Regions from separate parts of the Homo sapiens genome. Here region 2 is linked to region 1. The links are chromatin loops, found by intact Hi-C in ENCODE. Cell type or tissue: PC-9. All regions are shown on one strand. Links, peaks and the distances in the headings refer to the core of each region. The heading gives the core; the rest is flanking DNA. Region 1 overlaps PCYT1A (phosphate cytidylyltransferase 1A, choline). Region 2 overlaps UBXN7 (UBX domain protein 7).

Evidence for each region. A loop is a pair of places that touch in the nucleus more often than their neighbours do. Peaks named below come from ENCODE experiments on the same cell type or tissue, not always from the same donor. Only the 100,000 strongest peaks of a DNase experiment are listed, where the experiment ranks them.
Region 2: a loop joins it to region 1, with 4 times the contacts of the local background. A loop is called at or near these places in 9 of 110 quality-filtered maps.

The regions. Positions count from the first base shown.
Region 1 is chr3:196,249,311-196,257,993 of GRCh38, reverse strand. PCYT1A (phosphate cytidylyltransferase 1A, choline) reads left to right here. Exons shown (of 9, transcript NM_001312673.2): 3 at 107-206. Among named protein-coding and RNA genes, the nearest start is that of PCYT1A, 34 kb to the left of the region's middle. In PC-9, for the core only: a CTCF peak has its summit at 4,254 (motif pointing left); a DNase peak (open chromatin) is centred at 4,233; H3K27ac peaks cover 1,202 bases.
Region 2 is chr3:196,353,349-196,362,031 of GRCh38, reverse strand. UBXN7 (UBX domain protein 7) reads left to right here. Exons shown (of 11, transcript NM_015562.2): 10 at 109-188; 11 at 5,186-8,683. The coding sequence ends at 5,347. Among named protein-coding and RNA genes, the nearest start is that of TM4SF19-DYNLT2B, 19 kb to the right of the region's middle. In PC-9, for the core only: no CTCF peak of the experiment used is centred there; no DNase peak of the experiment used is centred there.

The sequences.
Region 1 (8,683 bases), core at 59-8,058:
CTATAATAGAGAGATCAATCTCCTTTCTCTCATCTTTTTTTTTTTTAGTATTACAGTGTATGCCATTGAGTTGAACTTTCTTTTCCTTCACTTTCCATTTCTTAAGGGCTTACGGCAACCAGCTCCTTTTTCTGATGAAATTGAAGTTGACTTTAGTAAGCCCTATGTCAGGGTAACTATGGAAGAAGCCAGCAGAGGAACTCCTTGTAAGTAAATACCTTCTTAATTTGTTGTTTGACTATTGTTTTTAGCATTCCATTGTCTTTATCAAATACACACCTGCTCTCTATATACTGCCCTCTGTTTACTTGCAAAGGCCAGCAGCGAAGGGGTTCTTCTCACCTGTCTTGATGTTCTATTTAGAAGGGTAACTCCACTCCATAAACTTTCATTTTTTTTCTTATTATTATGCACCTGTTTCCTGGGCTGCTGTTGTAGCTGTGAGATACAGTAAAACAGAAACAATATGATATTATATTAGCTTGAGCTGAGTTATGATCTTATCTATTTCTATAAAGTCCAAATCATGTGTCAGGGTGTCACATTCTTCATAGCCTTCAGAATTCCCCACCACCTCTCTACGTTCTGTCAGCTGGCTATGATGCTGCCGATTGATAGAGGACAAAAATATCCCAAGTTGGGAGATGCTCGTCACTTAATTTTATTTTTACTGATATTATAATTTTCCAGGTTTTAAAAAATACTTTATTTTCAAAGCCCTTGCTCTTTATTTGCATGCTTAATTTACATAATTAATTAGCAGTTTTTGACACATAAATTACTAATATATATTCGAGATGCTTTTCTTATGTGGGGCAATTGGTTTTAGAGATCATTATAAAAAGAAACTTCCAAGAGCATTTGTTATGAATACAAAGTCCTATAGGCAAATATTCTTTCTTCTCTGTAAATTCCCCAATTCTCCCTTTTTTTCCAATCCTTTTTCACTTCTTCTGATTACTAAGTGTTCTCTCTACCCTGTAAATATAGGACTGAACTAAGACTCAGACAGACACCAGGGAATAAGAGGGATTTATAGCCACAAATCTGTGCATTTGCAGCATATACAGTATATTTGTGGTTACTTCTTAATTGTGTTGGTATGTTTGCTCTCTGTAGTAACTGAAGAACAGTGAAATACAAATAGAAGTGGGCCAGGAGTGGTGGCTCACACCTGTAATCCCAGCACTTTGGACACCAAGGCGGGCAGATCATCACTTGATGTCAGGAGTTCGAGACCAGCCTGGTTAACATGGTGAAACCCCTTCTCTACTAAAAATACAAAAGTTAGCTGGGCGTGGTGGTGGGCACCTGTAGTCCCAGCTACTCGGGAGGCTAAGGCACGAGAATTATGTGAACCTGGGAGGCAGAGATTGCAGTGAGCTGAGATCATGCCACTGTACTCCAGCCTGGGTGACAGAGCGAGACCCTGTCTCAAAACAAACAAACAAAAAACAAATAGAAGTGATGTACAGTGTCATACTGGGAAATTTTTTTTTCTTTTGAGGCAGAGTCTCACTCTGTTGCCCAGGCTGGCATGCAGTGGCACAATCTTGGCTCAGTGCAACCTCCTCCTCCCGGGTTCAAGCAATTCTTCTGCCCCAGCCTCCCGAGTAGCTGGGATTACAGGTGTGCACCACCACGCCTGGCTAATTTTTGTATTTTTAGTAGAGACGGGGTTTCACCATGTTGGCCAGGCTGGCCTCGAACTCCTGACCTCGTGATCCACCCACCTCAGCCTCCCAAAGTGCTGGGATTGCAGGCGTGAGCCACCGCGCCGGCCAATGCCGGGAATTTTAACACCTATCCTTTGGCCTTATCTTGGGTATATGTATTGTGGGTTTGGGGTCCTCAACAAAAAAGAGGCTAATTCCAGAGAATCCTTTCCTTTTGAAAAAATGTGTAGATATAGTTCATATTGATCACAACCTTCTGATTCATGATAAGATTTTTGAGTTTGGCTTCCCTTATTTGGGTAATAGGTAGGCTCCTGGAGGCAGGGTAAAATGACAAAGAAAACCAGAGACTATGGATTGTGTAATGGTAGCCAGGTCTAACTTCAAAACGCCAGAAGATAGTTCAGGGTTCACATTCAGATGTGATAGTAGAGGCTATTGAAAGCAAGAACTTTTTACATACTCTCTAATGACACACATTTACAATCAGCTATTCATTTAGATTTGATCTGATGGGTTGCATTATCCAGTTTGTTGCTAATTTGTCTATATATCATTTGTGGTACATAAAATTTGAAAATATGTGTACTGTTTCCAAGTTGATCTTTTGTTTTGTTTTGTTTTTGAGACAGAGTCTCGCTTGTCAACCAGGCTGGAGTGCGGTGGTGTGATCTCAGCTCACTGCAACATTTCCCTTCTGGGTTCAAGCAGTTCTCAAATCTCAGCCTCCCAAGTAGCTGGGATTACAGGAGTGAGCCACCGTGCCGGGCCTGTTTCCAAGTTTTAAAGCTTATAATTAACAAGTCCTGACTGGTATAATTGTTTTTAATTTTAGAATTATAGGATTTTACAAATAAGTCATTTTCAAGATTATCTACTTTATAGTTTCTTCATTAAGTACATAAAGCAATTAAGGTCCATAGTAACCAAGAAGCGAAGGCTTCCCCTACAGTAAAACGGATGATTAGTGGAATAGAATTGCAGCTCAAACCTCACCCGGGAATGGTGCTACTCATTGTAAGCATTAGAATAGAAGGCCTTCAGCAAAATAATTGTATTTTTGGTGGAACAAACAGCCACAAATTAGCCTATAAATTTGCCAGCTTAATTTGAACTCTGGTTTTTCTCTTAGATCTCATTTTGTCTGACTGTTTTATGTTAAATCACCAAGTAGGTAACTGCATTCATGCCAGTGCAGGACAAGGAATAAAGCAATAAAGAATGCACCTGCTCTAGTGAAGTTTCAACACCTCCCTCCTGCTCCCCAGGTTTTTACGAGGGAGGTTGTATAATCTAGGAGAAGATTCTCTACTTAGAGAAAAACAAATATGATTTGAGAGACAAGAAGGTCAGCTCTAGGAATCTTTTGGGAGATGAAAAAAATCAGCAATATGTTTAACTCAGAGAAAGGAAGGAAAAGGGAGAGTGTGAAGGGCAATGGAAATGTTAGGAACAGAATGTTTCGGTGGTAGGTATTTGGGAGAGTAAATCTATCAAAAGAGATCATTAACTGAAACCCAGGTTTCTTCTGCCTAAAGGAGGACATATGGTTACTTAGTCACCAGTGGTGCAGCGTATAATTCATAACCCACATAAACCATATAATTTATCATCCAAATCAGGACGGTTTTGAGCATGAAAGGGAGTTGCTGTTAATAATATACAGAGGTTGAGTGTGGTGGCTCATGCCTATAATCCCAGCACTTTGGGAGGCCAAGGCAGAAGGATTGCTTGAGGCTAGGAATTCAAGGCCAGCCTGGGCAATACAGTGAGATCCCATCTCTACAAAAATTTTAATAATTAGCCAGGTGTGGTGGTGTGCATCTATAGTCCCAGCCACTCAGGAGGCTGAGGTGAGAGGATTGTTTGAGCCCAGGAGGTCTAGACCACGGCAAGTCATGATTGCACCACTGCACTTCAGCCTGGGTGACAGAGACCCTATCTTAAAAAATAAATAAATACATAAATAAAAATTAAAAAAATATATATATAGGCCAGGTACAGTGACTCACACCTGTAATCCCAGCACTTTGGAAAGCTGAGGTGGGTGGATCATAAGGTCAGGAGATCGAGACCATCCTGGCTAACATGGTGAAACCCCGTCTCTACTAAAAATATAAAAAATTAGCCAGGCGTGGTGGCACACACCTGTAATCCCAGCTATTCAGGAGGCTGAGACAGGAGAATCACTTGAGCCTGGGAGGCAGAGGTTGCAGTGAGCCTAGGTCACGTCACTGCACTCTAGCCTGGGCGACAGAGTGAGACTCCGTCTCAAAAAAAAAAAATCTATCTATCTATCTATATAACATATATACATATGTAATATATGCATAATATATAAATGATATTAAATATGTATTATATAGTACATTATATAATAGAAACAGGAAAAATTATATTAAAAGTATATAATTTATATAAATATGATTATATATACTATAACATACATTAAATCAGGGGTGTGTTTATCCTGGCCAATAGCCACTTGGTAAAAGAATGGCTAACGCTAGCTTTCTTCCCAGACTAGTTCAACAGTGACCCCTTCTGGCCGTTTGGTTAATATATCAGCCTGGGTTTGCCAAAGACTTGGGATGGAATGGTGGCCAGTTGAGATGTTGGTAGGCTGGGGAAGCACTGGAGAGAGCAAGAGGCGCATCTGGGATTGGTCTGAGAAAAGGTTCAGTGATCTACTTGGCCTAACATAGGATGATTAGCTGTGCTGCAAGCAGCCACTTGATCAACAGCATTCTGTGCTATTGCCACCATCCAGGCAATGTGTTTCTTGAGCAAAATTTCCCTGCTGTATGCTGTCTAGTAGCAAAGAAACAACAAAGTAGTCTTCATTTGTATATTCTATCCCTTGTGTTTCAGGATCGAATAGTGTGAGATCATAGCCCCTCTGGACTTGTTTAGGGAAAATGGAACTATGTTAGTTACTTCATGGACGTGACTTCTGGGATACTTCAATTTTTTTTTTTTTTGAGACAGAGTCTTGCTCTGTCTCGCAGGCTGGAGTGCAGTGGCGCGATCTCAGCTCACTGCAACCTCTGCCTCCTGGGTTCAAGAGATTCTCCTGCCTCAGCCTCCCGAGTAGCTGGGATTACAGGCGCCCACCACCATACCCAGCTAATTTTTGTATTTTTAGTAGACACAGGGTTTCACCATGTTGGCCAGGCTGGCCTCAACTGCTGACCTCAGGTGATCCACCTGCCTTGGCCTCCCAAAGTGCTGGGATTACAGGCGTGAGCCACTGTGCCCGGCCCAAAAATCTTTTTAATGTATTATTTTTTAATAGGCATAGAGCCAATGCAGTGATTTCTGGGACATAGAAGGGGGATTATATGCTCAAATTTTGTTTTATTTTGCTTTGTCTTATTAAAAATTATCTTTTTAAAAATATTTTTTTCTTCTTTTTTTTTAGTTGACACATGCTGGCAGTAAAAAATAATTTTAATAGAGATAGGGTTTCACTGTGTTGCCCAGGCTGGTCTCAGACTCCTGGGCTCAAGCAGTCCTCCTACCTTGGTCTCCCAAGGTGCTGGAATTACAGGTGTGAGCTACTGTACCCAGCCTGCTTTCTCTCATAGATGAGAAAACTGAGGCATAAGGAAGTTAAGGTTACAGAGGAAGAAAGCTGGTTGGAAAGCTTGGTCAAAGCTTGAGCTATGACCTTTCTGACTCTTAAATCCATTAATTAATTCTTAGTTTTTCATTGGATTGGTATATTTAATTTAAAATTTTTATTTCCTGTATTATAAAATCAATACAACCAGCCTGGGCTGGGCATGGTGGCTCACGCCCGTAATCCCAGAACTTCGGGAGGCCAAGGCGGGCAGATCACTTGAGGTCAGGAAATTGAGACCAGCCTGGCCAACATGGGATACGAATATAAAAATACAAAAATTATCCCGGCTTGGTGGCTTTCGCCTGTAATCCCAGTGACTTGGGAGGCTGAGGCAGGATAGTCACTTGAACCCAGGAGGCAGAGGTTGCAGTGAGCCTAGATCATGTCACCACACTCCAGCCTGGGCAACAGAGCAAGACTCCATCTCAAATAAATAAATAAATAAAAATACAACTAGCTTGGGCAACATGTGAAACCCCATCTGTACAAAAAATACAAAAATCAGCTGAGCGTAGTGGTGTGCGCTGTAGCCAGTGGGGCGTGGCGGTGTGCACTGTAGCCAGTGGGGCGTGGCGGGGTGCGCTGTAGTCTGCGGGGCGTGGCGGGGTGCGCTGTAGTCAGCGGGGCGTGGTGGTGTGCGCTGTAGTCCCAGCTTCTCGGGAGGCTGAGGCGGGAGGATCATTTGAGCCTGGGAGGTGGAGGTTTCAGTGATCTGAGACCATGCCACTGCACTCCAGCCAGGGTGACAGAGCCAGACCCTGTCTCAAAAAATCAAATCAAGTGAAATCAATACATTCCCACAGTTTAATATCCATAAAATACAAAAAGGGCATAAAGTAAAATGTCTCCCTCTCAAGACCTGTCTCACAGCCACCTGGTATCCCTATAACAGGCCACCAATATTACCCATTTCTGTGAATATCTAAGTAAATTGTTTATATATCCTCCCACCTTTTAGTGGGTGTATTATGCTATATTCAATCTTCCGTTGAAATGTAGGTCGTTTCCTGACTGTTGCTATTATAAACAGTACTGCAATGAATAACATCTATATTTACTGTGAGATAATTCCCAGAATTAGAAAAGCTGGGCCACAGCTATAAGCATTTGTCGTTTGTCTTTTGATAGATACGACCTAATTGCCCTTCTTGAAAGTTGCTGATACTCCTTTCAGCAGTGTATGATTTCTTGGTTTAAAATCTACTTATTTATGAGTAAAGCTTTTTGAAAACAAAAATTCATAAACCTCCTGAGAACTACTTTCCTTCTCCTTCATTCATTGCCCTGAAGACAGGAAGGAGATGTATCTGATCCTCAACCTCAGCATGGTGTATCTGATCCTCAGCCTCAGCATAGTGTATCTGGTCCTCAGCCTCAGCATAGTGTATCTGATCCTCAACCTCAGCATGGTGTATCTGGTCCTCAACCTCAGCATGGTGTATCTGGTCCTCAGCCTCAGCATGGTGTATCTGGTCCTCAGCCTCAGCATGGTGTATCTGGTCCTCAGCCTCAGCATGGTGTATGTGATCCTCAGCCTCAGCATGGTGTATCTGGTCCTCAGCCTCAGCATGGTGTATCTGATCCTCAGCCTCAGCATGGTGTATCTGGTCCTCAGCCTCAGCATGGTGTATCTGGTCCTCAGCCTCAGCATGGTGTATCTGGTCCTCAGCCTCAGCATGGTGTATCTGGTCCTCAGCCTCAGCATAGGGTATCTGGTCCTCAACCTCAGCATAGTGTATCTGATCCTCAGCATAGTGTATCTGGTCCTCAGCCTCAGCATGGTGTATCTGGTCCTCAGCCTCAGCATAGTGTATCTGATCCTCAACCTCAGCATGGTGTATCTGATCCTCAGCATAGTGTATCTGGTCCTCAACCTCAGCATAGTGTATCTGATCCTCAGCATAGTGTATCTGGTCCTCAACCTCGGCATAATATATCTGATCCTCAGCCTCAGCATAGTGTATCTGATCCTCAGCCTCAGCATAGTGTATCTGATCCTCAACCTCAGCATGGTGTATCTGATCCTCAACCTCAACATAGTGTATCTGATCCTCAGCCTCAGCATAGTGTATCTGGTCCTCAGCATAGTGTATCTGATCCTCAGCCTCAGCATAGTGTATCTGGTCCTCAACCTCAGCATAGTGTATCTGATCCTCAGCCTCAGCATAGTGTATCTGGTCCTCAGCATAGTGTATCTGGTCCTCAGCCTCAGCATAGTGTATCTGATCCTCAGCCTCAGCATAGTGTATCTGATCCTCAGCATAGTGTATCTGATCCTCAGCCTCAGCATAGTGTATCTGGTCCTCAGCCTCAGCATAGTGTATCTGATCCTCAGCCTCAGCATAGTGTATCTGATCCTCAGCATAGTGTATCTGATCCTCAGCCTCAGCATAGTGTATCTGGTCCTCGCCTCGGCATGGTGTATCTGGTCCTCAGCCTCGGCATGGTGTACCTGGTCCTCAGCCTCGGCATGGTGTACCTGGTCCTCTGCCTCGGCATGGTGTACCTGGTCCTCAGCCTCGGCATGGTGTACCTGGTCCTCAGCCTCGGCATGGTGTACCTGGTCCTCAGCCTCGGCATGGTGTACCTGGTCCTCAGCCTCGGCATGGTGTATCTGGTCCTCAGCCTCGGCATGGTGTATCTGGTCCTCAGCCTCGGCATGGTGTATCTGGTCCTCAGCCTCGGCATGGTGTACCTGATCCTCAGCATAGTGTATGTGGTACTCAACCTCAGCATGGTGTATCTGGTCCTCAGCCTCAGTATAGTGTATCTGGTCCTCAGCCTCAGCATAGTGTATCTGGTCCTCAGCCTCAGCATAGTGTATCTGGTCCTCAGCCTCAGCATAGTGTATCTGGTCCTCAGCCTCAGCATAGTGTATCTGGTCCTCAGCCTCGGCATGGTGTATCTGATCCTCAACCTCAGCATAGTGTATCTGATGACACTTTGACCTATCTTTCCCAAATGATGTAAATGCTCCTGTCAGTTTCTGCTGCAGTAAAATAGCTCTTCCTTTATTCACAGAAAGGGAATAAGTTACATGGACTCCTTAGATTTATTATTTAAAGCATGATGGACCATTATGCTGATTCTGTTTTTAATGTTTATTTCACTTTGGAATTAGTCTTGTTCCCCGGGAAATCATTTCCTGGCTTCTAAGTTGACAGTTCTCTGTTATTTGTTGTGCCTGAAAAGTTTGGTACAACCAGGCTAACAGAGGCAGTTAGTGCAGATGATGATGTCAAAAATCTCTTTATAGGCTGAGCATGGTGGCTCACACCTGGAATCCCAGCATTTTGGGAGGCCAAGGTGGGATTGCTTGAGTCCAGGAGTTCGAGACCAGCCTGGGCAACATGGTCTCTACAAAAAAAAAAAAAAAAAATTA
Region 2 (8,683 bases), core at 75-8,074, 100 kb before region 1:
TTGAGTAATTGCTGAATGGCTGTATTTATTTACATATTTATTTAAACTAATATTCTGTCTTAAACTCCTGTATCCCGTTTTTTTTTTTTTTTTAAACCCTTCCTTTAGGACCAAAAGCACAGCTGATGTTGCGGTATCCAGATGGAAAAAGGGAACAGATCACTCTTCCAGAGCAAGCTAAACTGCTAGTAAGTACAGGCTTGCTTTGGTTCAGTTCCGACCACTGCAATAAGACGAGTCCCAAATTGTTTGGTTTCCTGGTGCATATAAAAGTTATGTTTACATTATTCCATAGTCTATTAAGTGTGCAGTAGCTTTATGTCTAAAAAAAAGCACATAACTTAATTAAAAAAAGCTTTTGCTAAAAAGTGCTAATGATCCCCTGAATCTTCAGTGAGTCATCTTTTTGTTGGTGGAGGGTCTTGATATTGATGGCTACTGACTGATTGGGGTGATGGGTACTGTGGCAGTTTCTGAAAATGTGACAGCAGTGAAGTTGCTGCATCAGTTGCTTCCTTCGACAAAAAATTTCTCTGTAGCATGTGCTGCCGTTTGATAGTATTTTACCCACAGTAGAACTTCTTTCAAAACTGGAGTCAGTCTTCTCAGAATTTGCCGCAATTTTATCCACCAAGTTTATGCAATATTCTAAATCCTTTGTTGTCATTTCAACAGTGTTAAAAGCATCTTCAGCAGAAGTAGATTCCATCTCCAGAAATCACTTTCTTTGCTCATCCATAAGAAGCAACCCCCCTCCCTTTAATGTTTGATCATGAGATTGCAGCAATTCAGTCATATCGCCATCCTCCACTTCTAATTCTAGTTCTCTTGCAGTTTTTACCCCACTTGCAGTGACTTCCTCCAGTGAATTCTTAAACCCCTCAAAGTCATCCATGAGGGTTGGAATCAACCTCTTCCAAAGCCCTGTTCATGTTGATATTTTGACTTCCTATGAGTTGTGAATGTTCTTAATGGTATTTAGACTGCTGAATCCTTTCCAGAAGATTTTCAGTTTACTTTGCCCAGATTCATCAAAGGAATCTGTATTTATGCCCAGGCTGGTGTGCAGTGGTCATAGCTCACTGTAACCTTGACTCCCCGCCCCGGCTCAAGTGATCCTCCTGCCTCACCCTCCTGAGTAGATCACCACACCCAATTAATTTTCTTTTTTTTAGAGATGGTTTCTTGCTGTGTTGCCAGGTCTTGTCTCAAACTCTTGGACTCAAGTAATCCTCTCACCGCAGCCTCCCAAAGTGTTGAGATTTGGCTCCGTGCCTGGCCAAAATGTGTTTCTTAAATAAGATTTAAAAGTTGAAATGACTCCTTGATCCATGGGCTGCAGAATGGATGTTGGGTTAGCAGACTGGAAACAGCATTCATTTTTATTTGCATTTTCGTCAGAGCTCTTACGTGACTAGGTGCGTTGTCAATGAGCAGTAATATGTTGAATCTTTTTTCTGAGCAGTAGGTCTGAACAGTGGGCTTAAAATATTTAGTAAGTTATGCTGTAAATTGATGTGCTGTCTTTCCAGGTTTTGTTGTTGCAGTTACAGAACACAGACAGAGTAGATTTAACATAATTTTTAAGGGACCTGGGATTTTGGAATGTTAAATGAGCATTGGCTTCAACTGGAAGTCACCAGCTGCATTACCCCCTAACAAGAAAGTCAGCCTTTTTGAACCTTTGAGTGCAGCCACTGACTTCTCTCTAGCTGTGAAAGTCCTTGATGGCATCTTCTTCCAATAGAAGGCTGTTTTGTCAAACTTAAATCTGTTATTTAGTGTTGTTACCTTCGTGAACTGTCTTCACTACATCTTCTAGATAAGTTTCTGCACCTTCTGCATCAGCACTTGCTGCTTCACCTTGCACTTTGATGTTATGGAGATGGCTTCTTTCCTTCAACCTCATGAACCAACCTCTGCTAGCTTCCAGCTTTTCTTTCGTAGCTTCCTTAACTCCCTTAGCCTTCATAGGATTGAAAAGAGTTAGAACCTTGTTTTGGATTAGGCTTTGGCTTAAGGGAATGTGTGACTGGTTTGATTTTTCTGTACAGACCACTAAAACTTTCTCCTTTTCAGCAGCACAGCAGTAAGGCTGTTTTGCTTTCTTTCCTTTTTTTTTTTTTGAGACAGAGTCTTGCTCTGTCACCCAGGCTAGAGTACAATGGTGCGATCTCAGCTCACTGCAACCTCCGCCTCCCGGGTTCAAGCAGTTCTCCTTGCCTCAGCCTCCCGAGTAGCTGGGATTACAGGCGCCCACCACCACGCCCAGCTAACTTTTGTATTTTTAGTGGAGATGGGGTTTCACCATGTTGGCCAGGCTGGTCTCGAACTCCTGACCTCAGGTGATCCACCCACCTCAGCCTCTGAAAGTGCAGGTGTGAGCCACTGCTCCCGGCCTGTTTTGCTTTGTTATCATTTGTGTGTTCACTGGAGTAGCACTTTTAATTTCCTTCCAGAACTTTTCCTTGCATTCACAGCTTGGCTGTTTGGTGCCAGAGGCCTAGCTTTGTGTCTGTCTCAGCTTTCCACGTGCCTTTCTCACTAAGCTTCATCATTTTTAGCAATTGATTGATTTTGAGGATGGACACTTCCTTTCACTTGGGTACTTAGAGGCCTACACTGGTAGGTTATTAATTGGCCTACTTTCAATACTGTCATGTCTCCGGGAATAAGGAGGCCTGAATAGAGGGAGAGAGATGGGAAAACTCCCATTAGGTGGAGCAGTCAGAACATACTTCTTTATTAAGTTTGCGGTCTTGTGTGGGCGTGGTTTGTGGTGCCCAAAAGCAGAATAGTAACATCAAAGGTAACTGCTCACAGTTCATTATAATAGATAAAATAATGAACTGCAAGCATTACCAAAAGGTGACACAGAGACAGGCAGTGAGCACATGCTGTTTGAAAAATGGAGCCAATAGAGGCACTTGACACAAGGTTGCCGCAGACCTTCAGTAACTTGAAGCACAATGAAACAGGGCGTTGGAAGCATTTTCTCGAAGCAGAGAAGCTAATTCATTGGAGTAAGTTCAGTGAGCTTTGCTTGATAATTCTTTGAAATAGGTGTGGGAGGCCAGGTGCAGTGGCTCACTCCTGTAATCCCAGCACTTTGGGAGGCCAAGGTGGGAGGATCACTTGAGTCCAGGAGTTTGAGACCAGCCTGGGCAACAAAGCGAGACCCTGTCTCTGTTTAAAAAAAAAAAAAAAAAGAAAGAGGTGTTAGATGTTTAGTCTGATCTCTAACTGCAAACTGTGGTGAGTCATCTTGTTGTTGTTGGTTGGTTGGTTGTTTTGAGACAGGGTCGCTCTGTCGCTCAGGCTGGAGTGCAGTGGCCCAATCTCAGCTCACTGCAACCTCTGCCTCCTGGGCTCAAGCGAGCCTCCCACCTCAACCTCCCAGGTAGCTGGGACTACAGGTGTGTGCCACCACACCCAGCTAATTTTTTAAAATTCTTTTTTGTAGAGAAGGGTTCTCACTATGTTACCCAGGCTGGTCTTGAACTCCTGAGCTCAAGTCATCCTCCTTCCCCAGCCTCCCAAAGTGCAGGGATTACAGGTGGGAGCACCCGGTTGTGAATCTTAATTCTAATTAGTTTATTTCCTTCCCAGATTAAATTAGGTAAGCCACGTAAGGTATGTTCCAGTGAAGATTTTTCTGTTTCATGCCTGCATGGAATAGAAACCCAACTGAAATGACTACTTCTGGAAAAGGACGACTGGGGTTATTTGAAGAGGATAGTGGTTTTCCAGCAGCTGGAACTGCAAAGTGTTTAAGAACTGTGTCTGTTTTTCTCTATGTTTCTCTTCTGGGGCCTGTAGGTTTTCTCTTGGGATTCTCTGCTTCACACCATTCTCTGCATACTGGTGGCTTTTGTTTATTCCTCAGCTCGCACGTGGTTCATCATGGTGACGCTGCGGGCATTTTCATCTAACACAGCTGATGAGCTTTCTGTGGTTTTTGGTTTGTGTTGTTTTTGTTTTTTTCTTCCTTTTCTTGTAGACACGATCTGGCTCTGCCCAGGCTGGAGTGCTGTGGGGCACGACCTTGGCTCACTGCAACCTCTGCCTGCCAGGCTTAAGCCATTCTCCTCCCACCTTGACCTTCCCGGTAGCTGGGACTACAGGCACACACCACCATGCCCGGCTAGTTTTTATTTTTATTTTTACTTTTTTTGAGATGAAGATTGGCTCTGTTACCCAGGCTGGAGTGCGGGTGGCATGATCTTGGCTCACTGCAACCTCAGCCTCCCAGGTTCAAGCAATTCTGCCTCAGCCTCCCAAGTAGTTGGGATTACAGGTGCGCACCACCATGCCCAGCTAATTTTTTTGTATTTTTAGTAGAGACGGGATTTCACCATGTTGGCCAGACTGGTCTCGAACTTCTGACCTCAGGTGAGCCACCATGCCTGGCCCATATTTTTTGATGAGATGGGATTTTGCCATGTTGCCCCAGCTGGTCTCCAACTCCTGTGCTCAAGCTGTCCCCCTCCTTGGCCTCCCAAAGTGCAGGGATTACAGGTGTGAGCAACCGTGCCCCGACACCCTCTGTTTTTAACTGCTGGAAACAGAATCTTGAGTCTGACTAGCTTAGCTTAGCTTAGCCTGTGAATGAATCCCTTGCGTCAGGCATTGCTGGCCGTTTGCTGTGGCTGGAGATAATTAGGCTGATTCTTGAAGACTGTGTTACTGAAATGCAAGCAGTGTTGAAGTTTGATGGGAAGCAGAGAGGGAGATGTTGAAGAAACCTGCAAAAGATGGGAATGGTCCAGTTTCTGAGAAGGCAAGAAGAGATTCAGTGCACAGGTGGCAAGATTGGGTGTAGGCAGAATGAAGGACATATCTTCCTTGATAAAAGGGAGAAAGGAAAACGGATAAAATGTTTTAAAATGAGAACAATAATTTAATTTTATGAATAGTGACTGGGTATATTTATTGGGGAGCCAAATAATAACTGTGTATTTCAGTATCACTTAATGGCTGTAAGTAATTGGGGTCAGATTTATCTCCCCGTCCAAAGGTTTATATTGGCCCTTCCCCAAGGGCAAGCTTTGGTTATATGAAAGAAGAACTTACATTTAATAGCTGATCTAATATGATTAAAAAGAGAATGTTTTCTATTTAATTCACTAATATGCTCTTTCCTCTTTTTCCGTCTAATGGCTTTGTCTTTCTCTTGTTTTTATAGGCTTTGGTGAAGCACGTGCAGTCTAAAGGATACCCAAATGAACGTTTTGAACTTCTCACCAACTTTCCTCGAAGGAAATTATCTCATCTGGACTATGATATTACATTGCAAGAGGCAGGCCTTTGTCCTCAAGAGACTGTCTTTGTACAGGAAAGAAATTAACACCATGGCTTGACCTCTCTCAGCTTACCCCTTTTTTCCCTTTTCCTGTGAGATACATGTCACTAAGTATGCATTTTGGCTCATAGGACCACAGAGCCAAAGTTGGGCAAGCAAGTCACCTTCCTTCTCTTATTTCTTGATCTCTCCTATAATCAGTCTCTTTCTCCCCCTTTGTTTCTTTCTCCTCTTCTGTTTTCTCGCTCCCCACTCCGTACCCTTCTGCCTCCCCCTCCCCCCACACTTTTCTTTCTTACCTAATCTGGTGACCAAACTGAAGTGTAAGGATAAGACCTCTCCTAGTACTAGCAGCAGGAATTGTGTGTTCCAGTAAGTGGTCTCTTGCACGGCACTTTTTTGGGATCAAATGTTAACGTTACTCCCCAGACTCTTCGGGCAAAGGAATGGCTAGATTCAGAGTAAGAACAACCCTCCCTTTTTTGTAAGTCCCCGTGTTTAGCAGGGAGAAGAAATTCTCTAACATGGGTTTGGTTTTGTTGTGTTCTTCATGTGGAAATGTCGCTTAACAAAATATCCAGGCTTTTGTTTACGTGGAAAAAGCATCCCTTGTAATGATTGCTCATCATACTTAAAAACCTTTTTCAAAGGATTTTCATGTTCCCAGCTATAAGGACTATTTCCATGACATGTGTTATTGGCAGAATGAGTGTTAAATATGGAGCATATAGCATGGGGTGACTTTCATTGTCCTAACCTGAGACAGTTTTCCTTATTACTCTGTATTGATCCTGCTAGTCCAAGAATGGACATGAAGTGAACCTATCGTGGTGACTGGGATAGGAAGGTGCTTGCTATTTTTGCCAGCACAGCATATTAGTTCCTTTGGAGCCCTCCATTGTCTGAGTCTGCAGTGATCTGTAGGAAGGCAGCTGGTCAATAATCATGTAGTACAATGGCTTGGAATTGTAACCACTATGGTTATTGATTGTCCTGTGTTGTTTCAGGCATACTTAGGTATGTCCCTGGGGAAAAAGAAAACCATTCAGCTGAGAGTTGCTAACCATGTTCTTTTGGTTAGAAATAATGGTTCATTTTTTGCCCCTGGTTGGAATAGTCTCTAAAAGGCTCTGGTGACTGAATTGAACATGAGTCCGCATGCTGTTTTCTTTCAAAAGGTATCAAAACGGAAAGCCTCTCTAAGGGGAAGACCTTTCAACTCCATTCAGAAGACAACATTTAGTAAGGAGGATGGCGGAGGTTACTAGTAATTTTCAGATGTCTTGGGCTTTTTCTGCCAACAAAACCCAAAATCAAATTAGAGTTGGTGAAAGCTTTCTTCAGTGTTTTTAGAAGAGGCCATCTTGAATCTGTAGAATACCATTTACACATCAACTTCACCCTATGCTCATTTCGTATTTTGAGCTTAAATGGAGTCCTCTGAAGGGGGGGTAGTCGTGATTCTGGTGGCAAAACTAGAACTTTTAACTTGTAAAATGAAAAATATTAAATGGACCTTTTTGTCAGTTGAGGATTTAGATTGATTCTTTTATCTGAGGAGCGTATGTTCCTCAGATGTTGCGTAGAGACCTTTAGGTTTTCATCTACTTTAAGATTGCTCTCTTGGCAATTAGGGGATTTGGGAAAAGAAGAAAAAAAGATGCCATGTGTTGCTAGTACACAGTTATAGGATATGGTTTCTAATGGTTGAATTTTGAGGAACTCTCCCTAAAGAATGAGTTTTATATCTCCTCAAGGAAATCATGGAAAAATCTGTTTATTCTTCAGTGAGTCCTTTTGAATTAATGTTCTTAAATTTTTTTCTAAGTCTGTGTAAGTGCTTATGTATAAGTATATAATTGTATAAATATTTATAAATATATTTATATAATTACGGTTTCATTTCTACCTTGAGTCAAAGTTCTGTCTTTAGATTGGTGACTGAGTAATACTTACACTTTGGTGTTTTTTCTTAGGTTCTTGAGGCTTACTTAACTAGCAGCTTCTGATTTATTGAGTGAAAGATGGTTTTCATGTTAATTCCTCAGTTGCATCTCTGAACTTGGATAACATACTTGCCGTTTGAAAAATAGAGCTGTATACTGTCAAAGGTGCACTGGAGGGTAAAACATTTGTTGGTAGTAGACAAGCTCAGAAATCCAAAAATTCAGGGAGGGCACAGGGTAAGAAGAGAGGTTTGCTCAGCTTTGTGCTCTGATGGCACCCATCTGTACTCCAGCAAAGTCATAGCTGAAGCCCAAATCGCTCAAACGTGTGAAGTCAATCATTTTTCCTATAGGGCTCTGTTTCCTTTTCTTTACCTTCTAGCTTCTCTTGATAAAACAGTTGGGAGAACTGCCAACGTGTTCATCAGTGAGAGGGTGTGGTTCTTTCCGATATGTTCAGCACGTGCATATTCATTTATGAGAAACCAAAGTAACTTCTTCAACTCGGGTTACTGTGGGATGATTAAGTAGATATAAAGTGATTTAAAAGACAGCATGGTACTTTCACTCAGCTTAACATGCAGCTGGGATGTCTACAATACAAGATGTGGTGGGTTTTATTTTATTTTATTTTGAGGCAGGAGTGTAATTATCTTAGGGTTGATATAAAGGCCCATGGGAAGAGTTACGGATTGTACATGGGAAGAATCCATAAGGAGTATTGCCTTGCTCAAGAATTTAATCCGCTGACAGTATGCTTCTTCCAGTTTGCCTTACTTCCTCTGCAAGTTTCTTTGCTCCTTAGGGCAGAGGTTTTATTGAATAGATTAAATGAGGTCAGTAAGATTAGTTAAAAATAGTCATTCCTTGTGGGTGTTGGACACAGCTTGAAAGGAGTGTTTAAAAAAAAAAAGCTAGGGAGGAAAAGAACAAGAAAGATAGACTTCGAGAGTGATAAGAGAAAAATACAGGGAGATGGAATGGAAACTACCAGGAAGGCCGGGCGCGGTGGCTCATGCCTGTAATCCCAACACTTTGGGAGGCGGAGGTGGGCAGATCACCTAAGGTCAGGAGATCGAGGCCAGCCTGAGCAACATGGTGAAACCCCGTCTCTACTAAAAATACAAAAATTACCTGGGTGTGGTGGCGTGCACCTGTAATCCCAGCTACTCAGAGGCTGAGGCAGGGGAATGGCTTGAACCTGGGAGGCAGAGGTTGCAGTGAGCCAAGATCGCACCATTACACTCCAGCCTGGGCGACAAAGCGACACTCCATCTCAAATTTAAAAAAAAAAAAGAAGAAGAAGAAGAAAACTAGTGGGAAAAAAGTGAGAGGAATACTTTTTTGAAATTGGTATCGGAAGGAACTGGAGAAGAGAAAACAACAGTGCCAAATGAGAAAAGAACAGGAAACTTAATACTAATTGGCATGCACC